Regions from separate parts of the Homo sapiens genome. Here region 1 is linked to region 2. Evidence: chromatin loops called from intact Hi-C (ENCODE). Cell type or tissue: B cell. All regions are shown on one strand. Links, peaks and the distances in the headings refer to the core of each region. The heading gives the core; the rest is flanking DNA. Region 1 overlaps MED13 (mediator complex subunit 13). Region 2 has its middle 43 kb from the start of MED13.

Region 1 (13,289 bases), core at 4,586-9,585, 64 kb before region 2:
CATGAGAATCGCTTGAACCCAGGAGACGCAGGTTGCAGTGAGCCAAGATCACACCACTGCACTCCAGCCTGGGTGACAGAGCAAGACTCCATCTCAAAAAAAAAAAAAAAAAGACAAAGAGGCCTGTAATCCCAGCACTTCGGGAGGGCAAGGCAGGTGGATCGTTTGAGCCCAGCAATTTGAGACCAGCCTGGCCAACAAGGTGAAATTCTGTTTCTACTAAAAATACAAAAATTAGCTGGGTGTGGTGGCACACACCTGTAATCCCAGTTACTAAGGAGGCTGAGGCAGGAGAATCACTTGAACCCAGGGAGGCAGAGATTGCAGTGGGTTGAGATCTTGCCACTGCACTTCAGCCTGGGCAACAGAGTGAGACTTCATCTCAAAAAAAAAAAAAAAAAAAAAAAAAAAAAAGACACAGCGGCTAGGAGACCTGAATTTTATAACCTTTTATCTACTGTTCCTTTAATCAGTGGAGTATAGTTCTTAAAAACACAGTTTTCAACTGTTTCATTTCATACATGAAATATTAAATAAGAGAATTTAAAAACAGCCAGTCATGCCTGTTATCTCAGCACTTGGGAGGCTGAGGCAAGAGGAGTTGGGCTTGAGCCCAGGGGTTTGGGACCAGCCTAGGCAGCATAAGACCCCATCTCCACAAAAAAATTAAAAATTAGCTAGGTGGGGTGTGGTGCATGCCTGTGGTCCCAGCTACTCGAGAGGCTGAGGCTGAGGTAGAAGGAACATCTGAGCCTGAGAGGTTGAGGGTGCAGTGAGCTATGATGACACCACTGCCCTCCAGTCTCCAAACAAAAAAAGATATTTAAAATGGATTTTTCTCATGACAAAGCATTTTAAAATAATTTTAAAAATTATTTTAAAAACATTTTAAAAGATTTTAAAAATTATTTTAAAAGCATTTTTAACATTTTAAAAATCTATTTTCCTGAAAATATTATAATATGGGAAATGTTTAAATATACATTAATTTGACCTATCTTAAATATTATTTAGGAAAATAAGTTTACTCTAGTATGTATAAAATCATAAAAGTCATCTTTCAAGTTCCCTAACAGTCTTTCCAATGAGCACTTACCCACTTCATTTTTTAATTTTATGGTTTAGAGACAGGTTCTCACTGGAGTGCAGTGATACAATCGTAGCTTGCTGCAGCCTCAAACTACTGGACTCAAGAAATCCTCCCATCTCACCCTCTTGAGTAGCTGGGACTACAGGTGTGCGCTACCACACCCAGCTAATTTTTTTTTTCCCCCTAGGGATGGCAGGGGCGGGGGGGCTCACTATGTTGCCCAGGCTGGCCTCAAACTCTTGGCCTCAAGCAATCCCTCCACCTTGGCCTCCCAAAGTGCTGAGATTACAAGCATAAGCTAACCTCATCTGGCCCCATTTTATCTGTTAAATAAGAAAATAAAATTTGGCTTCTTGATATAAAGGGATAAATTGGTCTCCAAGGAGTCTTTGTAGCAATCCAGTATTCCAAAGTACAAAACATGTAACCAATGGTCTCAGCTCCCACTGTTTATCTGCCACTACCCTATTTACTAACAACACTCAATCCCAGCAGTCTATGATCAAAGAATCACTACCTCCTATACTGCTAGCATGTAATCCCAATATACAATAGTCTGATCTTATTGTAACATTCAGTGGTTTAAAATAAACCAAGTTTGTATGTGATACTGGAGGGAAACAATATTCTAAATATGTGATACAAGTTTCTTGCTCTGTTGCCCAAGATGGAGTGCAGTGGTGCGACCTTGGCTCACTGCAGCCTCCACTTCCCAGGTTAAAGCGATTCTTCTTCCTCTGCCTCCTGAGTAGCTGGGATTACAGGCACCCATGACCATGCCCAGCTAATTTTTGTATTTTTAGTAGAGACAGGGTTTTACCATGTTGGCCAGGCTGGTCTCAAACTCCTGACCTCAAGTGATCTGCCTACCTCGGCCTCCCAAAGTGCTATAAATTACAGGCATGAACCACCGCACCCAGCCAAGATTTTTTTTTTTTTTTTTTTTTTTGAGACAGTTTCACTCTTGTCACCAAGGTTGGAGTGCAATGGCGTGATCTTGGCTCACTGCAAACTCCGCCTCCCGGGTTCAAGCAATTCTCTTGCCTCAGCCTCCCAAGTAGCTGGGATGACAGGCGCCTGCCACTGCGTCCGGCTAGTTTTTTTTGTATTCTTTTAGTAGAGACGGGGTTTTGCCATGTATTGGCCAGACTGGTCTTGAACACCTAACCTCAGGTGATCCGCCCACCTTGGCATCCCAAAGTGCTGGAATTACAGGCGTGAGCCACTGTGCCGGCCTGAAATTTTTTTTAAGAGATGGCAGTCTCCCTATGTTACCCAGGATGGAGTGCAGTGGCTATTCACAGGCACAGTCGCGGAGCACTACAGCCTCAAACTCCCAACCTCAAGTGATCCTCCTGCCGCAGCCTCTTAAGTAGCTTGAACTACAGGTGTGCACCACCACACCCAAATCTCCGAAATCCTTATATTAAAGGCAATATTCTAGTCAGAGAATATTATAAAACAATTAGAAAATACTAACATAGTAAATTCAGACTTGCTTTTTTTCCAAGGAGAAATGTTATTTGTATCATCCCATCAAACATTTTTGGTATTTAACACTCAGAAAAGTGAGTTAAAACAAAAACATGTCACCACAATAACAATTCGAAGTATTATTAGTTACTATAAAGGATTGCAGAGAATACTGTTGCTCTCCATGAGCTCACACTACAATATCTAAAACAAAAAGTTATGAATGAGGCAGAATTTTATAAATGAAACTTGAACAATCTTCCATCGTGGAAAAAAAAGTTCCTCAAATTAAGTACTGAAATTAATCAAAAGATTATTTCTAAAACAGAAAATGAAGACGTGCTTATAGATTAAAGCTGGCTGCTCTAACAGCAACAATTCCATATGTATGCTAGATTAGGCAGTGCCACATCAAACCTATTTCTAGCATTTGTATTAAGCAGCTACAGAAAAATGATATCCCATTTGCCAGTAGAGAATCCGAGGCACAAAGAGGTTAAATGGCTTGTGTTAAAATCATAATACTAGTAAAGAGAATGCTGACTTCAAACTCTAAACACCCTATCAACCAATTAAAAAAATGGGCAAAAGACTTCAAAAGTCGTTTCTCCAAAAATGATATAAAAATGGCCGATAAACACATAACATGCTCAACACATCACTAATCATTAGGGAAATGCAAACCAAAAACACAGTAAGATACCACCTCACACCCATAAAAATAGCTTTAAAAAAAACAGGAAATAACAAGTGTTGATGAGGATGTGGAGAAAATGGCACTCCTCTGCATTGCCTTTGGGAATGTAAAATAGTGCAGCCACCATGGAAAGCAGTATGGAAATTCCTCCAAAAATTGTACTTCAAATTACCATATGATCCAGCAATTCCACTTCTGGGTAGACACCCAAAGGAACTTAAAGCAGGGACTTGATGAGAGATATGCAGACCAATGTTCATAGCAGCATTATTCACAATAGCCAAAAGGTGAAAACAACCCAAATACCATTTACAGATTAATACATAAACAAAATGTAGTATATACATACAACGGAATACTATTCAGCCTTAAAAATAAGGGGAATTCTATCACATGCTTCATAAATGAATCTTGAAGATTTTATGCTTACTGAAATAACCCAGACAAAAAAGGACAAATACTACATGATTCCACTCATATGAGGTACCTGCAATAGTCAAGTTTCTAGACAGACAAAGTAGAATGGTGGTTATCTGAAGCAGAAGAAAAGAAAAGAAAAATTGAAGAGCTGCCACTCATAAAATTTTATGAGTACACATTCAGTTTGGGATGATGAAAAAGTTCTGCAGATAGATAGTGGTGATGGTTAACAATGTGAATGTACTTAATGCCACTGAACTGTACACTGAAAAATTATTAAGTTTTGTTACGTACATTTTACCACAATAAAAAGAAACTGTAGTCATCTTTTTTTTTTTCCTTTGAGACAGGGCCTTGCTCTGTCACTCAGGCTGGAGTGCAGTGGCATGATCAGAATTCACTGCAGCTTCCACCTCCTGAGCTCAAGCGATTTTCCTGCCTCAGCCAACGAAGTTAGGTGGGACTACAGGTGTGAGCCACTATGTCCAGATAATTTTTAGAATTTATTTTTTGTAGAGATGAGGTCTCACTATGTTGTCCAGGCTGGTCTTGAACTCCTGAGCTTAAGCAATCCTCCTGTCTTGGCCTCCCAAAGTGCAGGGATTACAAGCATGAGCCACTGTGCCCAGCCTCCCCTAGCCATCTTAATTCTGAGATTATTTTTATTCCGTGAATTCAAAAGTTTCCAAACTTGTCTTACATTAGGATCTTCTAAAATTTCCAAAGCCCAGATTACAGTCCCAGGTTAAGACACAGGCATCAATAATTTTTTGTAAGCTCTCCAGGTGATTCCCACATCCAGACAAGTTTGGGAATCATTAATCTGTATTTCTACAGCCTTCAGAGTAACTTTTAAATTTTTAAATTTACAGGTATAATACCAGTATCAGGTATTATTAACATAGCTCCATGAACAAAAGATCTATACTAAAATCCAGAAGTTAACATCTTACCTGTGAATCCTGTACATATTTCTGCTCACTCAGTGAACATATTACTTACATTATACAGTAAATAATACTTAGAAAGTGGCCAGGCACGGGGGCTGATGCCTGTAATCCCAACACTTTGGGAGGCCAAGGCGGGTGGATCATGAGGTCAAGAAATCAAGACCATCCTGGCTAACACGGTGAAACCCCGACTCTACTAAAAACATAAAAATTAGCTGGGCATGGTGGCACACGCCTGTAGTCCCAGCTACTCGGGAGGCTGAGGCAGGAGAATCGCTTGAACCTGGGAGGTGGCAGTTGCAATGAGCCGAGATTGCGCCACTGCACTCCAGCCTGGTGACAGAGCAAGGTTTCATCTCAAAAAAAAAAAAAAAAAAAACCAAAAAAACCCCACAAAACTTAGCAACAACATTATTCTGGTTTACCACTTCAAGTGTTCTGCAAAATGCTGCTTTTTATTGTTGTTTTTAAGTATTATGGTTTTTACTATTTCCTGTAACTTAAAAAAAATACATGTGTAGGAGACATATCGGTCTATAGGGGTCCATAATCTACCTCATATTTTTCATGCCTAAAATGCAGCTCCAACACTTGATAGCTGTATGAGCTTGGACAGATTTGTAAGAGTCTACAGTAAGAATTATAGAAAGAAATTACGGTAAGAAAGGCTGGGCATGGTGGCTCACACCTGTAATCCCAGTACTTTGAGAGGCTGAGGCTGGAGGATCACTTGAGGCTAGGAGTTAGAGACCAGCCTGGTCAACATGGCCAGCAGAGAAACCCCATCTCTACCTAAATTACAAAACTTAGTCAGGTGTGGTGGTGTACTCCTAAGTCCTGAGTATTTGGGAGGCTGAGGCAGGAGAATTGTTTGCGCCCAGGAGGCAGAGGTTGGAGTGAGTCAAGATTACACCACTGTACTCTGGCCTAGGAGACAAAGCAAGACCCTGTCTCCAAAAAAAAAAAAAAAAAAAAAAAAAAAAGAAAGAAAGAAAGAAAGAAAAATTATTGTAAGAAAACCTCAACAAGGAGGAAAAATAGGAGAAGTCTTAGCATTTTTCTCATAAACGTTCTAGAAAGCATGAAAATGTAGAAAATTGACCATGCAAATTCTAGTGACATCATCATTTAAGATTTCAGAAATGATACATAATAATCTTGATGACAGACATTAAGGACAAAACATTATAGACAGGCTACAGGGAAAACAATAAAAAGGCACATCCAGTCTGCTGAAGTAACTACACCTAATTTAGCAGAGAGTTCATACCCTGACTGATACAAGGTACGGGATTCTTCTTGCCTTTGAGATTCTAAAGCATACTCACAATTTAGCATACAATTCCAGAAGGGTTCACTGACCACCAGAGAAGGTACCTTTCACTAATAAACACTACCAAGTTCAACTGGGCTTAAACCCCTAGAACTGTGTTGTAAATACAATAGCCAATACACACATATAACTATTGGTGACTTAAAATGTGGCCAATCCAAACTGAGATATACTCTAAGCACAGCACACACACCTAATTTCAAAAGCAGTACAAAAAGTAAACTATTTCATTAAAACCTTCTGCATAGTTAATTATATGCTGACATGATATTATTTTGGACTTACTGAATTAAAAAATATATTACAATTAATTTTGCCTATACATTTAGTTTTTTTTTAGCTTTTTAAATGTGCCTAGTAGAAAATTTTAAATTACCTATGTGGCTCACATTATACTTCTACTGGACAGTACATTAGATGACAGGAAGAGAGGAAATGAGTCCATAAAAAACCTAACAGCAATAGCTCCTAGCTTCTCTAGAAATTTGCCTTTTCGGAGACAGTGAGAAACCTAACCAAAGGACATCCTAACGCTACTAATGGTTAATAATACATTTTCAGGGGAGACTTACATCTCATGGTGCCTATTTTTAATCAGTTTTGGAGAGCACGAGATAATGTAAAAGCCATACATATGGCAGAAAATAAACACAGCTTTATGGGTGAAATTTAAAGCATATTCTTTCATTTACTTCCTTAAAAAAAAAAAATCGATGAATTTCTTTATTGAAGCACCAAAAGTACTGTTTTAATTATAAATATAAAGGTTCTTGTGTAAGCAATACCACCCAAAAAAATAACTTTCTGCAATGATGAAAATGTTCTACATCTACACTGCCCAATACAATGGCCATTAACAACAGCCATCCTTTCCTTCCTGTGAACTTTTACTGCTTTATCCCACAAAATCAAAAATTTATCACTCTCTATGGACTAAGTTTTTTACTACTAATTCCAGGGCTCTAATTATTCTAATACAAAGGCTTAGAACATATTGAACCAAATATTTAATCCTATTTTCTTTATGTTATATCCAGCAAGGATTTATTATATCCTATATGTACATGTCTATATGTATACACATAATGTAATATAGACATACAAACACACATATATAACATGTAATACTCTATATTGCCTTTTTTGAGATGGAGTTTCACTCTTGTCACCCAGGCTGGAGTGCAGTGGCACGATCTCTGCTCACTGCAACCTCCACCTCCCGGGTTAAGTGATTCTCCTGCCTCAGCCTCCCAAGTAGCTGGAATTACAGGCACATGCCACCATACCTGGCTCATTTTTGTACTTTTAGTAGAGACAGGGTTTCACCATGTTGGCCAGGCTAGTCTCGAACTCCTGACCTCAAGTGATCTGCCTGCCTTGGCCTCCCAAAGTGCTGGGATTACAGGCATGAGCCACCACATCTGGCCTATATTGCCTTTTAAAATTGGAATTAAAGATAACTATTTTACATACAGTAAATATATCAAAAAAGATTTAACAACATATTTTTTCCATAGAAATCAATTATATATAGTTGAGGGAATGGGGTAAGATTAAAGTATGTATTAAAATCAAACATGTTCCCTATTAACTATTTCCCTCCTATACACAATCTCATCTGCCACTTAACAAAACCTCCTATGTCACTATATACGTAAGATACTGAACTAGCTGTCTAAAAAAAGAATTCTTTACTAGTATGTTTCTATTCTGTATACCCTCCTAGAAGCATTTAAAACTTTTGCTAAATACACAAACTTTACCGCACACTCAGCTAAATGGCTACAACAGATTCAACATGACAAAAAGCTTAACCAAACACAATCTTAAGAAAGTTCTTGGCCAGGCGTGGTTGGTGTGTGCCTGTAGTCCCAGCTACTCTGGAGGCTGAGGTGGGAGAACCAATTAGGCCCAGAAGTTTGTGGCTGCAATGAGTTATGATTGCGCTACTGCCATCCATCTTGGGCACAGAGCAAGACCCTGTCTCTATTTAAAAAAAAAAAAAGTTCTTATTCAAGATAATCTTTTTCAAATGCACTCTCAAACATGGCAAGTTCAGAATATCTTTTATAGAAGAGACTAAAACCTACATTAAGTCAGTGGTACTTACTACAACCCATTTGCTTGTGGGCTCACTAGAAAACTCAATGCCTGTCATGTGATCCAGTCCCCAGCAATGTAGGAAAACACCTAAACTATTCAAGAAAACACTGGTCATCATTCTTTAAACCAATTATCTGAAGACTGGTTTGTTCCTGTGGTTACTCTTACACTTGCGGGATTCTTTACAGGTAACCTAGCTGTATCCCTAGAATTTGATTCTATTTCCTCTCTTTCAGTCCCTAAAGACTGTTAAACACACAACTACATGTAGGTCCAGATTATCAGAAAATGAGATTTTTTTCTTTAAAAATTTTAAAGAAAGGAAAAAGAAGATAAAAAGGTAAGCAATATTATTTTCTCCTTTGTTCAGGTCAAAGTAGTTTCACATCATAAATTTTCTTTCTTTACAACTCTTGTTCTTTTTTCAGAATACTTATACCAAAAGTGAATTGATTAGTCAACAAAAACAGTCTATATAATACTTATGTTTCAGAATGGTCTAGAAATGCATTAATTTATAATCAATCTTTATCTACCTTCCCTATATCATTCCACTGAATTCAACAGAAAAGAAGTCCGAAGTAATAACTTAAAGATAGACTTAGCTGCTTGATTTTTGTCCTACTTGCTTTTCCAAAGAAGGAAAAAGGGTAAGAAAGTTCCTGTAAAAAAGAGATTTGAGGAGCAGCATTTATCTTTCCAGAATAAAGTCAGTTATTATACCACAACTATGGTTCAAGAGTAACTCGAAAGAGCATATACTATTTCTGGTAACACTTCACTAATAAAATACAATCTTAATTTAGTTCCCCTCCTAAATGGGTCAGCCCATGGAAAAACACTAGTGCTCAATTACATGGTTAAATAACAAGCAGCATCTGTTGGATTCATGAAAATATCCAATTAAAAGTTGTATTTTTGGCCAGGTACACTGGCTCATGCCTGTAATCCTAGCACTTTGCGAGGCCAAAGATGGTGGGTAGCTTGAGCTCAGTTCAAGACCAGCCTAGGCAACATGGTGATATCTTGTCTCTACAAAATCTACAAAAATTAACCAGCCTTGGTAGCGTGCACCTGTGGTCCCAGCTACATGGGAGGCTGAGGTGTGAGGACTACTTGAGCCTGGCAGTTTGGGCTGCAATGAGCCATGATTGTGCCACTGCACTCCAGCCTGGGTGACAAAATAAGAGACCTTATCTCAAAAAAAAAAAGTTATAATTTCAATTTTTTTTTTTTAAGACAGGGTCTTGCTCTGTTGCCCAGGCTGGAGTACAACAGCACAATCCTAACTCAATGCAGCCTCAATCTTCTGAGCTCAAGTGATCCTCCCACCTCAGTCTTCAGAGTAGCTGGGACTCTGAAGTCCCACTTCAGAGTGTGTGCCACTGTGCCCAGCTTTTTTTTTTTTTTAAAGAGACGGGGGTCTGCAGCCATAAAAAAAGAATGAGTTCGGCTGGGCATGGTGGCTCACGCCTGTAATCCCAGGCCTTTGGGAGGCCGACATGGGCGGATTACCTGAGGTCAGGAGTTCGAGACCAGTCTGGCTAACATGGTGAAACCCCGTCTCTACTAAAAATACAAAAATTAGCCGGGCGTGCTGGTGGGTGCCTATAATCCCAGCTACTCGGGAGGCTAAGGCAGGAGAATTGCTTGAATCCAGGAGGTGGAGGTTGCAGTGAGCTGAAATCATGCCACTGTACTCCACCCTGGGCGATAGAGCAAGACTTCATCTCAAAAACAAAAAGAATGAGTTTATGTCCTTTGCAGGGACATGGATGAAGCTGGAAACCATCATCCTCAGCAAACTAACACAAGAACAGAAAACCAAACACTGTATGTTCTCACTCAAAAGTGGGAGTTGAACAGTGAGAACACATGGACACAGGGAGGGGAACATCACAGACTGGGGCCTGTTAGGGGATAGGGAGCATGGAGAGGGAGAGCATAAGGACAAATACCTAATGCATATGGGGCTTAAAACCCAGATGACGGGCTGATAGGTGCAGCAAACCACCACGGCACTTATGTATCTATTAACAAACCTGCACGTTCTGCACATGTATTGCAGAACTTAAAGTAAAAATAAACAAACAAATAAATAAATAAAATAAGATCATTAAAAAAGAGAGAGAGAGAGAGAGACGGGGGTCTAGCTATGTTTCCCAGGCTGCTCTCAAACTCCTGGTCTCAAGCCATCCTCCCACCTCGGCCCCTTAGTGGTGGATTACAGGTGTGAGCCTATATTTTCAATTATCAATAGCCTTTTAAGAGTTTTTCATAAAGAAAGCCGGGTGCAGTGGTTAAACTTACAAAGTTATAAACTGAGTCAAACCACAGAATCCCAGAAAGGCTCAGAAGTTGAAGGTACTGGTATATATACATATATACATATACATATACATATACATATATATATATATATATATGTATATATGTATATATATATCCCTGAAGGTGGATATATAGGTGTAACTGAAAAGAGAAGGGGCTGGACACAGTGGCTCACACCTGTAATCCCAGCACTTTGGGAGGCTGAGGTGGGCAGAACACTTGAGGCCAGGAGATCAAGACCAGCCTAGCCAACATGGCGAAACCCCGTCTCCTTAAAAATACAAAAATTAGCCAGTCGTGGTGGCTAGTGTCTGTGGTCCCAGCTACTTGGGAGGCTGAGGCATGAGAACCGCTTGAACCTGGGAGGTGGAGGTTGAAGTGAGCCAAGATTGCACCACTGTACTCCAGCCTGACAGAGTGAGACTGTTTCAAAAAAAAAAAAAAAAAAAAAAAAGGAAAGAAAAAGAAAGCAGAAGGAATGAAAGTTCAAAGATATTAGAGCCTCTCCACTTTCTTCCAGATCAGTGAAAAACTTAAGAGGTCCACTCTTTGAAATGGTTGAAACAGAGGGACTCAGAATTAGAGATATTCAGATACAGCTGAGATGATGTATTTAAAAGATTAAGTGAAAATTTAACCACTATGTAAGTGAGCCCCACCTCCAAACCTCCTTTCCCCAATAGGTTCACTAAACACTGGCAGCCCAGCTTATACCCTCTAGTCAGAGTACTGAAAGTCTCCTCTGGGAAAACTACTTAAGCAGGTGACAGAGCGTACAAATACTGGCAGGTGGGTGACAGGCACCCAATAAAAAGAGTCAAGTCCCCAGATCATTCACTCTAGTAAAGCCTGCAATGTCATAAGCTACTCACATACACAGAACCTCCAGTTAGCATTTTAGTACCCAGAAGTCTAAGAGGGTTGCTAATCAAAGATTCTATACCCAGTCAAAACTATCAATTATAAGGATAGAAAAGAAAGAAACTTAAGAGCCTGCAATTCTGCGGTTTGACTCAGAATTCCAACACAGAGGATCTCAAAAGTATCACCATCCTTGCACTCTCAGGAAACTACTCTCAGGTTGGGCACCACCATAACAGTAAATAAGACAAAAAAAAAAAAAAAAAGGAGAAATGAGAAATGAGGGATCCAACAAGAAGGGAAAAGCAAAGAGAATCCCCAAGATGACTACTGTGAAACAGGACTACAGAACTACTAATCCAAATCGGAAAAGAAGAATGAAGGGTAACAACAGGGATATTAATTAACAAGAGGAGAAAAAAAGGGAAACTCATAAGATTATACAAAGTCCTTGAAGGTAGGGAGAAGTGATTTATACTTCTAATAGATAGTCTACTGATGAACTACCAACAGGTACACAGATCAGGAGTCAGCAAACTACAAAAAGTCAGCTAGAAAATATTTCAGGCTAAGTATTTTCAGCTTTGCAAGCCATCTGTCTCTATCATAACTATTTAACTCTGCTCTAGTGTGAAAGCAGGCATAAAACAATCTATCAATGAATGAGCATGGCTGTGTTACAACAAAACTTTATTTACAAAAAAAGTGGCAGAGTACAGGCAGGTGTTTACTAACTCATAACATTAATAATTAAGTGAAAAAAAGGGATAATCATTAACACCTGGGAAAACAAAACGATGTACAAGAAATGAAATGTGAAGGCTGGGCGCCGTGGCTCACGCCTGTAATCCCAGCACTTGGGGAGGCCGAGGTGGGCGGATCACAAGGTCAGGAGATCGAGACCATCCTGGCTACATGGTGAAACCCCATCTCTACTAAAAATACAAAAAATTAGCTGGGCGTGGTGGCGGGCACCTGTAGTCCCAGCTACTCGGGAGGCTGAGGCAGGAGAATGGCGTGAACCAGGGAGGCAGAGCTTGCAGTGAGCTGAGATCGCGCCACTGCACTCCAGCCTGGGTGACAGAGTGAGGCTCTGTCTCCAAAAAAAAAAAAAGAATGAAATGAAATGTGTTTCAATATACTATGGCTCAGTTACAAATAATATTTATAAAATTATAAGAGTATAAACAAATATTGTTTTTACCAAAACTTATAACTATATTGGCAAGATAAGGAAAGGGAGAGGAAGCCAGGTGCAGCGGCTCATGCCTGTAATCCCAGCACTTTGGGAGGTCAAGGTGAGTGGATCACTTGAGGTCAAGAGTTCAAGACCAGCCTAGCCAACATGGCGAAACCTGTCTCTACTAAAAACACAAAAATTAGCTGGGTATGATGGCAGACGCCTGTAATCCCAGCTACTCAGGAGGCTGAGGCAGGAGAATCACTTGAACCTGGGAGGCAGAGGTTGCAGTGAGCCGAGATCATACCATTGCGCTCCAGCCTGGGCAACAAGAGTGAAACTCCGTATCAGAAAAAAAAAAAAAAGGAAAAGGAGAGGGAAAAGAAGTGTGTGCAAAAGTGCCAATATCCAAGTGTTGAGTCGGGGGAAGTAAGATAGCTAACCTCTCAATAGAAAGTCAATAGAATTTCAATGGTAGGCTGTTGTGACCAAAAAAAAAAAAAGTCCACTAGATTAATCCTAAATGATAACTCAAGAATAAGCATGTTATGTCTTTCAAAATTTTTAAACAGGTAACTTAAAAGAAACAGAAGAATTAAAAAGGGCTGCTTCTGAGGAGCAAATCTATTCATTGGGGCTCAGGATTGCAGCCTTTCATTTTAAATCTTGGTAATCTGTTTGACTTCTTAAAACTACATAAATCTATATGCCTGGCTGGGAGCAGTGGCTCACGCCTGTAATCCCAGCACTTTAGGAGGCCGAGGCGGGTGGATTGCCTGAGCTCAGGAGTTCAAGACAAGCCTGGGCAACATGGCAAAACCCCGTTTCTACTAAAAATACACAAAATTAGC
Region 2 (17,054 bases), core at 7,247-12,246:
ACAGAGAAATATGGGGATTAGAATGGTCTGTGGGTTCCAAGTGGTGGTATCAGGAAGGTGGTATCTAGAATGGTAGGTACAGGAGGACCTACAAGCACATGGTGACATTTGTCGTGTCTGTCTAGCCCCTATTCTATTCCAAATATCTGTCTGCTCCCTAATTCGTCTTCATCCATTGAATTAGAGTTTCTTTCCTTTGTGTGTGTGTGGGTGTGGGTGGGTGGGGGGACAGAGTCTTGCCCTGTTGCCCAGGCTGGAGTGCAGTGATGCAATCATAGCTCAGTGCAGCCTTGAACTCCTGAGCTCAAGCAATCCTCCCACCTCACACTCCTGAGTAGCTGGATATACAGGGGCACCACCACACATGACTAATTTTTTTAAAAAATTTTGTAGAGATGGGAGTCTCACTGTGTTGTCCAGGCTGGTCTGGATCTCCTGGCTTCAAGCAACCTTCCCACCTTGGCTTCCCAAAGTATTGGGATTACAGGCATGAGCCCGGCTGAATTTGAATTTCTGACTTTCTTTGCCTCATCCCCTTTCTTTGCCCCAGAACATCTCTTAGAGCTTCACTGTGCCACCACGACTTCTGCTACCTCCTTAAGAAGCTGCACCCTGGATTATTTCTTAAACACCCACTGTGCGGGTTGGATGCTGACCCAGCCTGCTCTACTGAGCCCTGTGAAGCCCCCACCATCTTCTAACTTACCATATTATATTGTAATATTTTTGTGTCTCTCTTGTGTTCTAATCTATGAGTTTCTTCAAGAGCAGACATTATTTCTTGTTCTTATTTACAGTCCTCCCCTGTAATGTCTAGCACATTGCTTGTGACCCAGGCAGGGATGGACTTGTCGAATGACTGACTGAATGACTGAGTGAGTGAATGGACTTTGATCTCTTATTGTCCTGTTCCTGTAGTCTAGAAATGTTAGACTCAGAGGTACCCTCTCTGGCAAGACTTTCCCTTTCTTGCCCACCCTTTTATCTGATTTCCTGGTTTTGATTTCATGCTTGCCAGACATAGACCATTTGCTGGGCTAAAGAAACCCAGCTTGAGAGATACCCTGTCCCAATTCTTCCTGGCCTGCTCCTCCCAGGATCCTCCTAGAATATGGGTCTGAGACATATTGAATGTTTTCTCTACTTCCTAAAATGACATCTCTATAATATAGGCTGAGTCCCCATCCCTGAACACTTGGGTTAGGGCCAGGATCACCTGGTCCATATTCCCCAGACTGTCTTTTCCCACCTTCAACACATCTACCATCCTAGCAGAAGGGAAGCCCAGGTTTAGTGAACAGAGTGGCTGAGAAGTTACATGGCCATGATAATGCCTGATTTCAGGAAAGGGATTACTTCTGGAATAGCAGGGAGATGACATGAGAGCAGGCACAGGCTACGGGAGCTTCAACTGTACGGGTGATATTTTATTTCTAAGATGGGTACATACTCATTCGTGATTCCTTAAATCTCTTTTTTTTTTTTTTTTGAGATGGAGTCTCACTCTGTTGTCCAGGCTGGAGTGCAATGGCGTGATCTCTGCTCATTGCAATGTCCACCTCCCGGGTTCAGGTGATTCTCCTGCCTCAGCCTCCCGAGTAGCTGGGATTACAGGTGTGCGCCACCAAGCCCAGCTAATTTTTATTTTTTTAGTAGAGATGGTGTTTTGTTATGTTGCCCAGGCTGGTCTCAAACTCCTGACCTCAAGTAATCCATCTGCCTGGGCTTCCCAAAGTGCTGGGATTACAGGCCTGAGCCACCACACCTGGCATAAATGTTTTGTAATCCTGAAACATTTCAATGACAAAGCTTAGAATGAGAGGTACTCAGCTTTTGCCTTAGCAGAATGCCTGCAGGTGGACCTGGGGATAGAGACAGTAGTGGTTAATGGACTCTAGGGGTTTAGGGGAATTAAATCAAAGTGTTCAGCAGAGAGAGGACAAAGGGGCAGTAGAGGGCTTCTGGGCTCAGGGCCAACATCTTGGACCACAAGTCTATAAGCTGAGTTTGACTGACTGTAAAAGCCTGTGAATCTATTGTATTCACTGGCAAAAATCTTCAAAATAGGCAATCCCCAGCTTATTAGTTTATTTATTGGTCTGTTGTCTGGAACTGGGAACAAGTTTTCCTATAGAAACAATATTACAAATGGTGGCTCTGCCCCAAGGCCAGCCCACAAAAGCTCACAGAACCGTAATGTACCTGAAATATTGTACTCATAATACTAAAGATCCTGACCACTATTTATAAAAGTGTTTCTGTGGGAAAGTGCATTTCGAGTTTTAATGCCGGTAACACATATTCCTCAGCCCTGTGAGTCCTCTGGACTCTTGACCTTACTCCCACTGTGCTGATTCTTATCAGAATGGCACCATAAGCGCTGGCACCATAAGCAGCAGGAAGGCAAGTTAGTTGCTTTCTGTTGCTACAGAATTCAAGCTGAAGTTTCAAGCAATTCATCTTCACTGAGCTGACCCCAACCCCTACCATGTACCCTGGCCTGTGATCTAAGTTTAGCCTTTTAAACACAACAAAGAGCCTCTTATGCAAAACATGCTTTGTGCACCCTATCCCAAGCTGATACATAAACTCTGTCACATTAGGGACTCAATTTGGATGTTTCTGGAATGCCAAAGATGAGCGGGAGTCTTCGTTTCATGAGGAAAATGGTCTGGAAAATTTTGGGACTAGTAAAATCCCTGAGACACTGGAAAGGGACAGCTTTTGAAGAGGGGCTTGTATAATCAAGCGGAGAAGTCACCTGATGTTGACTGAAAGGAGATGAAAAATGTCCCTAAGGAGGCCAGGCATGGTGGCTCACGCTTATAATCCCAGTGCTTTGGTAGGCCGAGGTGGGCGGATCACTTGAGGTCAGGAGTCACAACGCCAGGAGTTTGAGACCAGCCTGGCCAACATGGTGAAACCCCATCTCTACTAAAAATACAAAAATTAGCTGGGCATGGTGGCGACCGCTTGTAACCCCAGCTACTTGAGAGGCTGAGGCATGAGAATAGTTTGAACCCAAGAGGCAGAGGTTGCAGTGAGCCCAGATCATACCACTGCACTCTAGCCTGGGTGACGGAGCGAGACTCTGGCTCAAAAAAAAAAAAAAAAGAGTCCCTAAGTTTAGAACACTGGTGTCTTTGGCAAGGACAAGTATCTCTGAGTATGATACAGACACTCAAATACTCTCACTTAGAGAGTTCAGGTGGAGAACTGAAATCTGAAAGATCCACATGACATTCTGGGGGCCTAAAAACTATGATTTCTTCATAGACAAAAGATATTTTCTGTTGGCTATGAAGATTGTAATTGTAGGAAACTTTCTCACTATATCCAGAGCCCCAGCCTCAGTGGTAGAGGACAATGACATGTGGTGGTCCTGTTGGCCTGGAGGAGTAGCGAGGATTCAAGATTAGAGCCTGGGATAGTCACAGAGGCCGTTGAAGGACAGCATGAGTCCCTGGGACGCTCAGGACTAGATCCACTTTGGGCAGTTGGGGCTTCGAGCCCTAGTGCCACACAGGGCTTATTTTGGTAAAGCACTCTGATTGGGACAATACCTTTCCTCTATGGTGTACAGTCTTGATGGGACTAGAAATCAAACTGCCTTGTTCTTTCCTAGCCAGGGAGCGAGGTGAACAGACTGTTTCCTTAGATTTGAATCTTAGGGCTGGGCACGGTGGCTCACACCTGTAATCCTAGCACTTTGGGAGGCTAAGGCTGATGGATCACTTGAGCACAGGAGTTTGAGACCAGCCTGAGCAACATGGCGAAACCCTGGCTCTACAAAAAAAATACAAAAAAATTAGCTGGGCCTGGTGGCGTGCACCTGTAGTCCCAGCTACCTGCGGGGCTGAGGTGAGAGGATCGCTTTAGCCCAGGAGGTCAAGGTTGCAGTGAGCCGAGATCACACCACTGCACTCCACCCTGGGTGACAAAGTGAGGCGCTGTCTCAGAAAAAAAAAAAAAAGATTTGAATCTTGAATGGCACGACCTAGACACTAAAAGCTGGTTGGCACCTATTGTCCCAGCGTTGTGCCCCCAGCCACCTTAACCTCTAGAGTTGCCCGGCTTCCTGTCCTCCAAGCAGACTCTCTAGCTTTCCCATGAGTCCCATCTGCTACCTATTATCCTCCCAAAACAGTTCTCTCCTACTCAAGTCATCCAGTCTGTTTCTGTTTTGTATGATTGAAGAACTCTCACTAATACAGACTCTGATGGCAGAAGGTTGATCAAGGAAAATCTGCCAGTACAATTTGTAAAGCAACTCAAAGCCTAAATCAGCAGAAGGAATAGTTATAGCATATCATCTTCAGATACAAAAATGACAGTTCATATCTTTCAGATGTGATGAGCTCAACTTTACCTGATATGTTCACAATGTCAAGTTCAAATTTAAAAAACAAAAAACAAGCAAACAATAAAACCCTTTTGGCCAGGCACAGTGGCTAATGCCTGTAATCCCAGCACTTTGGGAGGCCGAGGCAGGCAGATAACTTGAGGCCAGGAGTTCGAGACCAGCCTGGTCAACACGGTGAAACCCCGTCTCTACTAAAAATACAACAAATTAGCGGGGCGTGGTGGTTCGTGACTGTGGTCCCGGCTGCTTGGGAGGCTGAGGCAGGAGAATTGCTTGAACCCGGGAGATGGAGGTTGCAGTGTGCTGAAATCATGCTACTGCCCTCCAGCCTGGGTGACAGAGCAAGACTCCGTCTAAAAAAATTAAAATAAAAATAAATTAGCCGGGCATGGTGGTATGTGCCTGTAGTCCTATCTACTTGGGAGGCTGAGGTGAGAGGATGGGTTGAGCCCAAGAGTTTGAAGTTACAGTGAGCTATGATCACACCACCGCAGTCCAGCCTGAACAACAGAGTGAGACCTCTGTTGTTTAGAGTGAGACCTCTGTTGTTTAGAGTTCTCTGTTGTTTAGAGTGAGACCTCTAAAAACTATTTTTTTTTTTTACCTGAGAAGGCAAAGATGGATGGGTAGAGGGAAGGTTAATATAAATATTATTCTGGGAACAAGTTACGAATTCCTAGCCCTGCATCATGCAATTTACTCTGATGACATGATAAATATGTTGGCTGTATTCAATGGTAACTATGGTTTTGTCTCATTTATTTTGGGAAATAAATATATTCATTTATATTAATAGAAAGATTTTTAGGAAAACAGGCAAATTGCAATTCCATTCCTTTGTTATCATTTAAAATAACTGAGTTAAGATTCAATGGTAGTTTAAAAATAACAATGGAGAAAAATGTGTCTGGAAATGGCCAGTTGGCCAAATGAAGTGAAGTATGTTTCAATTCAACTAGTTGGCATTTTCTTTTTTTTTTTTCTCTTTTTTTTTTTTTTTCTTCTGAGATGGAGTTTTGTTCTTGTCACCCAGGCTGGAATGCTGGAATGGCGTGATCTCAGCTCAGTGCAACGTTTTCCTCCTTGTTTCAAGCAATTCTCCTGCCTCAGCCTCCCAAGTAGCTGGGATTACAGGCCTGCACCATGATGCCCAGCTAATTTTGTAGGCATTTTCTATTTGCTCCATGATTAGCAGACCGGGTGGCGGAGCTTGTCTGAGAAAGGGCAGGCTACTTTGTCCATCAATGCCTGGTGCAAAGACATGCCATCTACTGCACCGGATGATCATCTGGGCCTCAGGCTATGGGACAGCCTGATCCTCGGCCCATGGAGCAGCCTGGTCCTTAGTCACAGGACATGTTTCCCATCCCAGGGGAGCTCAGGTTTGTGGGTTCCACTCTTGAGATCTAAACAACAATGGACTCAGGGGGCTCAGGCAGCTTTCTCTGATCCAGTTTGTCTCTCTCCCACCTGAGTTGAGGCCACTGCAGCATAGATAAAAACTAGGGACACTCAATGTTCATGCTGCCTCTCAATTCTTATCTTCCACTGGAGGCCCAGGACTCACCCTTGTCCTGGAAAAACCCCATTCCTTCTCCCCTTTGCTATGTTTCTGCCATCATCATAGCGTGTGCCTTCCCTCACCCTCACCCCCAACCAAACCCTATCTCACCCATGATCTCTGTTTCCAGAGTTCTGGCTCAGCACAAGTTGGAGCAAAGTGCTTTTAGACACAGAAGTGAAGCAGCTTCCCTGTTATGTAAATGGGATGATACAATAGATCTGGTGCCATGTGACAACCCTCCCCATATAGTCCCTTAAGAGGCAGAGGCAGAGACCTTAAGCAGCTGTCATTGACCCCCTCCTTTTCGTGACAGTTTTAGTCAGCCTCTCCACCTCCTTCTTCCCAGCCCCAGTGCCCTTTATGATAAAGAAAGGGTATGGGCCTGGGATGCGGGAGGTGGAGAGGCTGATTTAAGAGGCTTTCTGCCTCTATGGAATTACCACTTCTGAGTCCTCTATCTGAGATCTCTGTCTGCTCTGATTTCTAACTTCTAGCACAGGTCTTTACAAAATAAAAACTTCAAGGAGCCTACAACTTTATCCAGATTTGGAAGGAAAATGAGAGAAAAACTGCCTTATAGATTGGTAAGTCTAAATCATGGCATTGCCTTTTGCCTATGTAGAGTCTCAGTCATTTAAGGAATAGCATTGTGTGTGACTTTGGGGAGGTCATATGTACCTGCACAATCTCCTGAAATACTTTCCCAATCTGAACATAAGCCCAGGAGCCAGGTTCCTTGACCACTGGCCAAAGCGTCACTCCAAGCCAACTCCAAGAATTGGGCTAGAGAGCCCCATGGTTATCTACATCATGGCTGTAAACTTTGTACCCAGCCAGGTACAATTATTCCTGGGATTCTTACAGCCTTCTGCTTTTACTAAACCAAAATTTACCTTCTCAAAAGGAAGAAGTTTCCCTAGTTATAGAGTTAGATAAAGCACTCTAGCAGTTGAAGACTTACTTGTCTCTTTCCCAGCTTTGACTTACCTGGAAGCAAAAAGCCCTACACCATTGAAACCAACACCTTTAACAGTGCAGCAGGGTCATATGGCCCCAAGATAAGTGATCTGTGGCTCGGGCAACAGTCAGTCTCTGCAGAAGAAGCTAGGCTGGTTGATATCAACTAGCTGACATAAGAATGGGTTATCATTTACCATGGCCACCTTCGTGGTCTGGAAGCATCATCTCCAGGTATCCAGCATCCTGTAGTAATGTGTTTGGAACATTAGAGCCTGGTGCTGTTCAGACAGACCTAGATGAACACTTAAGTGTTTGGATTTTACTATCTCATAAACTTGGCAGTGAAATGGCCAGGTGACTTCTCTATTTCAAAACACTAGGGAGTAGAGGAAACATTTCTATTCTTGGAAATCCTCCTGTAGCTACAATAAATAAAAGCAAAATCCAAATGTCTGCGGTTCATAGTGCCTAGTACAGGCACCTAGCATAGAGCTAGAGTCACCCAGGAGTAAGTCGGGACACACCATGAGTCCTCTTTACCCAGACCAGTGGCTGTTTTTCCACAAGCAGGGAGCCCTGTCACAAGTACTTTGCCTTTCCATAAGAATACTGTAATTCTCACCTCATATATCTCAGAAGGAAACCCTGCTGATTTAGAGCATTAAATATAAGAAGATAACATCTTAAAATACTAGAAGAAAATATGATATTCATCTTGCTCTTAAAGAAAAACATTGTAATCATTAAGTCAATAGAAAAAAATGCCAAAATAAATAAATTCAGTTACATAAAAGAAATATATTAGCTACAGCAAGTTATCATAATAAAAATAAATGCTGGCCGGGTGTGGTGGCTCATGCCTGTAATCCCAGCACTTTGGGAGGCCAAGGCATACAGATCACTTGAGATCAGGAGTCCAAGACCAGCCTGGCCAACATGGTGAAACTCTGTCTCTACTAAAAATGCAAAAATTAGCCAGGCATGGTGGTGCACACCTATAATCCCAGCTACTAGGGAGGCTGAGGCGGGAGAATTGCTTGAACCCAGGCAGTGGAGGTTTCAGTGAGCCAAGATCACACCACTGTACTCCAACTTGGGCAACAGAGCAAAATTCCATCTGAAAAAAAAAATGCTCAGACTCTTTGAACTACTAATTTTAAGAATCTAATCAGAGGCCAGTCACAGTGGCTCACACCTGTAATCCCAGCACTTTGGGAGACCGAGGCAGGTGGATCACCTAAGGTCGGGAGTTCCAGACCAGCCTGACCAACATGGAGAAACCCTGTCTCTACTAAAACTACAATATTAGCCAGGCATGGCGACACATGCCTGTAATCCCAGCTACTTGGGAGGCTGAGGCAGGAGAATCACTTGAACCTGGGAGGCAGAGGTTGCGGTGAGCTGGGATTGTGCCATTGCACTCCAGCCTGGGCAACAAGAGCGAAACTTCCTCTCAAAACAACAACAACAACAACAAAAAACTAATCAGAAATGTGAATGTAGTTTTGTGCACAAAAGTATTTATCATAATGTAATTTAGAATTGGAAACAACTGAATATTCAACAATGGTGAAAGTGTTATAGTAATTTATGATATATATAGATGAAATTCATGGCTCCCATATGCAGTCATTAAAAATAATTTTGTTACATAAAGATACTTATGAGACAATGGTAGGTGTAAAAGGCAAAATAGGGCCAGGTGCAGTGTGGCTCACGCCTGTAATCCCAGCACTTTGGGAGACCGAGGCGGGTGGATCACCTGAAGTCAGGAGTTCGAGACCAGTCTGACCAACATGGAGAAACCCTGTCTCTACTAAAAATACAAAATTAGCTGGGCATGGTGGCAGGTGCCTGTAATCCCAACTACTCGGGAGTCTAAGGCAGGAGAATGGCTTGAACCATGGAGGCGGAGGTTGCAGTGAGCCAAGATTGTGCCACTGCACTCCAGCCTGGGCAACAAGAGCAAAACTCTGTCTCAAAAAAAAAAAAAAAAAAAAAGGCAAAATAGCAAACTGAATAAATCATAAACTACATTTTTAAAATAAAATTAAAAGAACAATTAAAGGCTGAAACAGTGGCTCATGCCTGTAATCCCAGCACTTTGGGAGGCCGAGGTGGGAAGATCCCTTGAGACCAGCCTGGGCAACATAGTAAGACCCCGTCTCTTAAAAAAAAAACACCAATTAAAATTGATGAGAGTAGAAATAATTTTTTTGTTTTATTCTTTATCCTTTTCTATATTTTCTATATTTTTGCAGCCCAATAAATGTTTTTAAAATCACCTCTGAACTTTTACTACTAGTGCTTTTTTTTCTACAACTTTATACCATAATGAGATTTCTGATGGTGCACAAAGACCTGCAGTTTATATAATAAGTGACAAATCATTTTTACTCATTAGATAATTGCATATTAAGTACCTTTGTGTTTTAATATCTATTATCTTAGAGGATAACTGAGTTAATCAGTAGAGTTTACTTTAGACTGAAATAATAATTGTACAGTTTAGTCTGAATGACTTCAACACTTTAAGCAGACCCCTCCCAGATGGCAGCCTGCAGGACAGATGGTCTGTCAAAGGTTCCTGGCCTCTGCTACCTTTGTCTTGGGTCATATCTCTGGGCTCCATCCTTTATCTCACTCTCTTGGCCATGTCTGACTTCCGTATAGGTTCTTCAACTCAAATCAGGTTCCTAATATCCCCAGCGCTCTTGTATTGATGTCTTAACACTTCCCTTCTTCTAGCAGGGCGTGGTGGCTCACGCCTGTAATCCTAGTACTTTGGGAGGCCGAGGCGGGCAGATCACCTGAGGTCGGGAGTTTGAGACCAGTCTGACCAACATGGAGAAACCCCCATATCTACTAAAAATACAAAATTAGCTGGGCATGGTGGCGCATGCCTGTAATCCGTTACTTGGGAGGCTGAGGCAGGAGAATCGCTTAAACCCAGGAGGCGGAGGTTGCAGTGAGCAGAGATCACACCATTGCACTCCAGCCTGGGCAACAAGAGTGAAACTCCGTCTCAAAACAAAAAACAAACAAACAAACAAAACAGTTCCCTGATTCTTCAGCTTGATCCCTTTGACATGATAGTTTGAGACTGCAACCTAGACCAAGACCATGTAGAGAATTTCCTGAGGCTCAGTGTTTGCTTAGAGTCTTGTCCCAGGTCTCCAGAGTTCCTGCCTGGCATGGCACCCCCAATAAGCTAGTAAGGCACCTGCTCCTTGATTGGTCCTCCTTGCTTACCCTAGCTCAGCTAGTTCTCCAAGAACAGTCTTCTAGGCCAGTTGAGAATGTGTCTGGGCCAGCTCCCCATCCTGAGGATCTGGCACCCTCCGGTGGCCATGGGTGGGTGCACCTAGCCTAGCAGTGAGTTTCAGTGCTAGAGCCTGCTAAAATGTCCCCAGGCGTATTAGCACCCTCCAGTGACAGTTTAATGGAGCTACTTCAGAGAGCTGCTATCAGATCCTGGCATGCCTTACTTCTGCAGGGTCCCTTGTAATTCAATTCACCTCCTGCAACTTGCTGATGTATCAAGATAGACTAAGATCTATGTTCTTAAAGGAGAAGGCTTTTGAGGTTTTGAATTTGGCAGGAAAGTCATAAGTACTAACCTGAATGCCAGATACTGAACTAAATGCTTTATAAACATTATCATAAATAATCTTCACAACAACCCTGGAAGGTAGGCACCTATTTTTCATCTCCACCCTCTAGAAAAGGAAATCAAGGCTCATGGGGTTGGGGGGCGGTTATATAGAAGTCAAGGTTAAGCTAAAAGGCCAACAGTTCCCTGTTAGTTGATGGCTTAGCTTGGGTTTAAAACCAGCTCAACCTGACTCAAGCTGACTCAGGTCCTATGCTTTAACAAGCCATACAGTCTCTTTAGGACATTGGGATGCTCTCAAAGATCATCATATATATATAGAAGTTAGTCTGTATGAAGAAGAAAGATTTTTTTTCCCCCGAGATGGAGTCTTGCCCAGTCGCCAGGCTGGAGTGCAGTGGCACAATCTCAGCTCTCTGCAGGCTCCGCCTCCCGAGTTCAAGCAATTCCCCTGCCTCAGCCTCCTGAGTAGCTGGGGCTACTGGAGTGTGCCACCATGCCTGGCTAATTTTTTGTATTTTAGTAGAGACAGGGTTTCACCATGGTTTTACCATGGTCTCGATTTCCTGACCTCGTGATCTGCCCACCTCAGCCTTCCAAAGTGTTGGGATTACAGGCATGAGCCATCACACCCGGCCTAATTTTTGTATTTTTAGTAAAGACGGGGTTTTACCATGTTAACCAGGCTGGTCTCCTGGTTAACCATGAGGTCTCCTGACCTCATGATCTGCCCACCTTGGCCTCCCAAAGTGCTGGGATTACAGGCGTGAGCCACTGACCTCAGCCAAGAATTTTTCAAAGCTGGGCATGGTGGCGTACACCTGTAGTCCCGAGGTACACGAGAGGCTGAGGCAGGAAGATCCCTTGAGCCCAGGACTTGAAGGCTGCAGTGAGCTATGATGAGTGCCACTGCACTCCAGCCTGGGTGATAGAATGAGACCTTATCTCTGAAAACAAAGCAAAACAACAACAAACTAAACTTATAAAAAAATATGTAGAGAGAAGCAGAGACAAGAGTTAGAGCTAGAGTCCTGACAGGGCTTGAGCTCTCGGTTCTAGTTGTTCCTGAGGCCCAAGAATACCATTGTCCTTTTCCAGACTTGGTTTTTTCATCAGATACTCCAGCCCTTCCAATAAATTCCCCTTTATAGACCAGTTTGATGTGGCTTTCTGCCACTTGTAATGTAAGAGCCCTACTAAAACAGGAAAGAAGTAGGGGACTTTGGAATACAGTCTACGTACTAACACCCACAGCAGCATTAGACAGGATACTGATGATCCACAGTCTGATCCACACTGTTATTTTGGTTGCAAGAAACAGACAGTCAATTTACTAGAGACAAGTTACTCATTACTCAAAGACAATTCAAAAGGATGGTTCATAGGAAAAACAAATGTGTACCACACCCTGAGTCAACTGAACCTCACAGCGTTGGAAAGGATTGGAACTACAGCAGTAGCACTAGGGAACAGCCACTGCCTCCTTTCTCTAGGGCTTTTTTTTTTTTAGATGGAATTTTATTTTGCTCTTGCTGCCCAGGCTGGAGTGTAATGGCACAATCTTGGCTCACTGCAACCACTGCCTCCCTGGTTCAAGCCATTCTCCCGCCTCAGCCTCCCAAGTAGCTGGGATTGTAGGCATGCACCACTATGCCCAGCTAATTTTTTTTATGTATTTAGTAGAGACAGAATTTTACCATGTTTGTCAGGCTGGTCTCAAACTCCTGACCTCAGGTGATCCACCCGCCTTGGCCTCCCAAAGTGCCAGGATTACAGACATAAGCCACCACACCCGGCCCTCTAGGGGCTTTTTAACCTCTCAGTGAATCAGCACCACCCTCTCTGGACCAGCCTTTTCAGCTTATTCCCGTTGCCCCTGGCTGAAAAAAAAAGAAAAAAAAAAGCCACTCTAGCTCCCGAAGCTCTGTGGCTTTTCAGTTTCAGCTCATAAAAAATCAAAGCTTTCCTTTGTGACACTTTATTGTGAGTTCCCAAGAGGGAAGATTTGACTTCTGCTTAACTTTTTAAACCAAAGCTCAAGAGGCATAGGTCACTGGATACAGCTTAAGGCCACACCCGTGGACCAGGTGACCAATTCGCTGCAGTCATGGTCATGTGGCCCATTGCCCACTCAGTAAGTTGAGTGGGTAGGGATTTTACTCCAAAGGGATATGGGGAAGGCCAGTAATAATTGGCATCTCTAATCAAGCCTACTTAATTGTAATTTTAACTCTTGCCAGTAAGAAAAATTAAACACGTTGTAAACATGGGCAACCTATTCCCCAAAGACCCTCTCTAATTATCTAGTTGGCAAGAGGACTCACCTTCTGGTGCTTGTAGGCATGTGTGTATTCTCTAACTCAAAGTGCACCTTCTTCAAGTCCCCAGTCTCGCCTGCACCTGCCTTAAACACTGTGCAGTGAGCTAGACTACTCCACTCACTTGGGAGTCTATTAATTTTTTTTCTCCCCTTAACCACACTAAAGACTTTGCTTAGTAAAGCATTTTGAAGATTTAGAAAGTGACAGCTCAGTCTGCTTAGGATTTATATCCCAAACAGATGTGCCAAGAAGTCATAGGAATCAAACTGCTATTCTGTGAGTAGAATAATATATTAACTTGCCTTTTAGTAGTTTCGATTACACAGCTGTACAAATTGCAATGGAGTCTTCATAGCTAAAGTTGCTTTTATCAAAAGCACATTGCTTCTTCAAGGTGGAGGTTTTAGCATAGCAGGCACCCTGGGGGACATGCATGCATCCTTATAAAATACTGCTCATTACTTGCAATAAAATCTTCCAGGTAGTTGAGATATGGTAGTTCTGAATTCACCTTGAGGAACCCTCTGCCCTTCATCATCAGATATATATATATAACTGTATATTATTTCACAGTGAAAATAAGGAGTTCCTCAATAATGGTACCAACATCTTACACTTTGGTCTCTGTGACTCTCAGTATTCTCGACTGTCAAATTGGGATATTGATACCCATCTTACAGGGTTGTTGTAAGTAGCCAATGAAACAATGTTTATAAAGAGCTTAGCAGCTGGGCGCGGTGGCTCATACCTGTAATCCCAGCACTTTGGGAGGCCAAGGCGGGTGGATCACGAAGTCAGGAGATTGAGACCATCCTGGCCAACATGGTGAAACCCCGCCTCTACTAAAAATACAAAAATTAGCTGGGCATGGTGGTGGGCATCTGTAGTCCCAGTTACTCAGGAGGCTGAGGCTCAGGAGAATCTCTTGAACCTGGAGGTGAAGTTTGCAGTGAGCAGAGATGGTGCCACTGCACTCCAGCCTGGTGATAGAGCAAGACTCTATCTAAAAAAAAAAAAAAATTATACTAAAGGAAGAATCCTCCACAACTTTTATCCAATAATTGTTACTTGGCTAGAAATATTGTGTGAACATCTATTTTTGGTAACCTGGAAAGCTGGATAAAGGGCCCATTAGCTAAGATATATTAAATCTTGATTTGAATTACAACTAACATACATTTTTAATTTTTTCTAGGGTTTCATGAAAGGGGTCAAAAATTTTTTAAAAAGTGAGTTCAAACAAGAACGGGAAACAATAAGCATAAAAGTCGGAAAGGCCAGTACCAGCCAGTACCAGTCCTAGAACAAGGAGACTAAGCTTGGAAGTGCACTGCAAGGTGTGGCAATTACACCTGAGTCATTGAGCCTGATTCTGCAAAGGGAGCTTCAGAGATCCCTGATCAATTTTATCTGAGAGCTCCCTACAGAATCAAATGCAGGTACTCTCTGGAGGAAAGCAACTCTCAGTGCGTGTCCTTGGGATTTCCACAATTAAGTTAAATAAAATATAAGCTCACAATTAAGAAAAAAATCATTGGAATCACTGGCTGGGCGCAGTGGCTCATGCCTGTAATCCCAGCAGTTTGGGAGGCCAAGGTGGGCAGATCATGAGGTCAGGAGTTCAAGACTAGCCAGGCCAACATAGTGAAACCCCGTCTCTACTGAAAATACAAAAAATTAGCCATGCATGGTAGCATGTGCCTGTAATCGCAGCTACTCGGGAGGCTGAGTCAGGAGAATCACTTGAACCCAGGAGGTGGAGGTTGCAGTGAGCTGAGGTCATGCCACTGCCCTATAAGACATCATGAGTTAGGATGAATAGAAACAACAAACAATAAATTTGTATCTGTAAGAAATGAAGAATTGGAATCAGAATTGTCATATACAGATTATTAAGTAAGATTTATGAACAACTTAAAGAAACCAAATATGGAATGAAATAGAGAAAGAAGCAAGGAACTATTAAAATGACCAGAAAAATTAGAAAAAGAACCAAATAGAACTTTTAGGACCAATATATATAGATTTTGAAATTAGTGACTCAGTGAATGTGTTAAAAATAGAATAAAAATAGCTAAAGACAGAATTAGTGACCAGGAATTTATATCTGAGGAAATCACCCAAAATTCAGCACAGCAAGTTAAAAGGCATGGAGGTTAAAAGGCATGGAAGGCAGAACAAAATTTAACATATGTCTAATTAGAGTTCCAAAGGGAAAGAATAGATAGGAAAAAGGCAATATTGAGAAGTATCAGTTCAAAAATTTTCCTGAGGCCAGGTGCAGTGGCTCATGCCTATAATCCCAGCTCTTTGGGAGGCTGAGGCAGTTGGATCACCTAAGGTCAGGAGCTCAAAACGAGCCTGGCCAACATGGTGAAACCCCGTCTCTACCAAAAATACAAAAATTATCTGGATGTGGTGATGGACACCTGTAATACCAGCTACTCAGGAGGCTAAGGCAAGAGAATTGATTGAAGCCAGGAGGCAGAGGTTGCAGTGAGCTGAGATCATGCCACTGCACTCCAGCCTGGGTGACAGAATGAGACTCCATCTCCAAAGAAAAGATTTACTGAACTGATTAAAGATGAATCCATGGACAAAGAAAGCACAGCACATATCAAGAATGACAAACAGAACTCTACACCTAGACATATTGTGATGAAACATCACCAATGCCAAAAATTAACACCTTAAAAGTCCCAGAGAAAAAAAGCCAGAGCACCTAAAAAGAACAAAGAAGCTACCAGAAGACTTTTTTTTAAAAGGAAACATAACAATAGTTATATTAGTGCTCACAATAGCCCTACGTAGTAATTACTATTATTGTTTCTATTTTAAGATAAGGAAACTGGCTGAGAGAGAAAGCCCAAGGGCCTACAGATATACAGCAACAAGGATGTAGCTTAGAAACACAATGCTGAGAGGAAAAAGCAGGTAATAAAACACTGCTTCAGCCATATGTAACAAAGTTGATGAATCTTAGAAACACTGCTAAGTGAAAAAAGCAGACGGCAGGAGATTGCATACAGAGTATAATTTTTATAATGCTCACAAACAAAACTAAATAATATATTGGTTAGAAATACTGACATGCGGCAGGGCGTGGTGGCTCACGCCTGTAATCCTAGCATTTTGGGAGGCCTAGGTGGGCAGATCACCTGAGGTTGGGAGTTCAAGACCAGCCTGGCCAACATGGTAAAACCCCATCTCTACTAAAAAATACAAAAAATTAGCTGGGTGCAGTGGCACGTGGCTGTAATCCCAGATACTTGGGAGGCTGAGGCAGGAGAATTGCTTGAACCCAGGAGGCTGAGGCTGCAGTGAGCCGAGATCATGCCACTTCACTCTAGCCTGGGCTACAGAGCGAGACTTCATCCCCCCCCCACAAAAAAAAAGAAAGAAAGAAAAGAAAAGAAAAAAAGAAATATTGACTGTGCATGATGAAATTACTTTTAAAATGCAAGAGTGAGGCTGGGCATGGTGGCTCAGGCCTGTAATCCCAGCACTTTTGGAGGCCCAGGCAGGTGGATCACTTGAGGTCAGGAGTTTGAGCACAGCCTGGTCAACATGGTGAAACCCCCTCCCTACTAAAAATACAAAAATTAGCTGGGCGTGGTGGCACAAGCCTGTAATTCTAGCTACTCAGGAGAATGAGGCAAGATAATGCTTGAACACGGGAGATGGAGGTTACGGTGAGCCGAGATTGCGCCACTGCACTCCAGCCTCCAGCCTGGGCGACAGAGCAGGAACTTGTCACACACACACACACACACACACACACACACACACACACACACAAAGCAAGAGTGAAATACTCAAAATTCAGGATAGTGGTTACCTCTTGACAAGGGGGATAGAAGAGTGGGATAGGGAGAAGAACAAGAACAAGGTAAAAAGGCAAAAGTAATGTTCTAGTTCTTACACTGGGTGGCAGGGAACAGGGACTCATTTTATTATATTTCACATTTACACATCACCTGTATTCTTTCATATGCATCAAATGTCACATAAAAAAATAAAATAAGGCTGGGAGCAGTGGCTCACACCTGTAATCCCGCACTTTGGGAGGCTAAGGCAGGCAGATCACCTGAGGTCGGGAGTTGGAGACCAGCCTGACCAACATGGAGAAACCCCATCTCTACTAAAAGTACAAAATTAGCCGGGCGTGGTGGCACACGCCTGTAATCCCAGCTACTCGGGAGGCTGGGGCAGGAGAATCGCTTGAACCCAGGA

Evidence for each region. Hi-C counts contacts between places; a loop is a spot of excess contacts. Peaks named below come from ENCODE experiments on the same cell type or tissue, not always from the same donor. Only the 100,000 strongest peaks of a DNase experiment are listed, where the experiment ranks them.
Region 1: a loop joins it to region 2, with 2.9 times the contacts of the local background. A loop is called at or near these places in 1 of 110 quality-filtered maps.

What each region holds. Positions count from the first base shown.
Region 1 is chr17:62,037,572-62,050,860 of GRCh38, forward strand. The region is part of intron 3 of MED13 (mediator complex subunit 13); the gene reads right to left. Among named protein-coding and RNA genes, the nearest start is that of MED13, 21 kb to the right of the region's middle. In B cell, for the core only: no CTCF peak of the experiment used is centred there; no DNase peak of the experiment used is centred there; H3K27ac peaks cover 744 bases.
Region 2 is chr17:62,099,390-62,116,443 of GRCh38, forward strand. No RefSeq gene overlaps it. Among named protein-coding and RNA genes, the nearest start is that of MED13, 43 kb to the left of the region's middle. RefSeq lists enhancers at 1,523-2,128, 7,215-7,777. In B cell, for the core only: CTCF peaks have their summits at 10,253 (motif pointing left) and 10,453; a DNase peak (open chromatin) is centred at 10,272.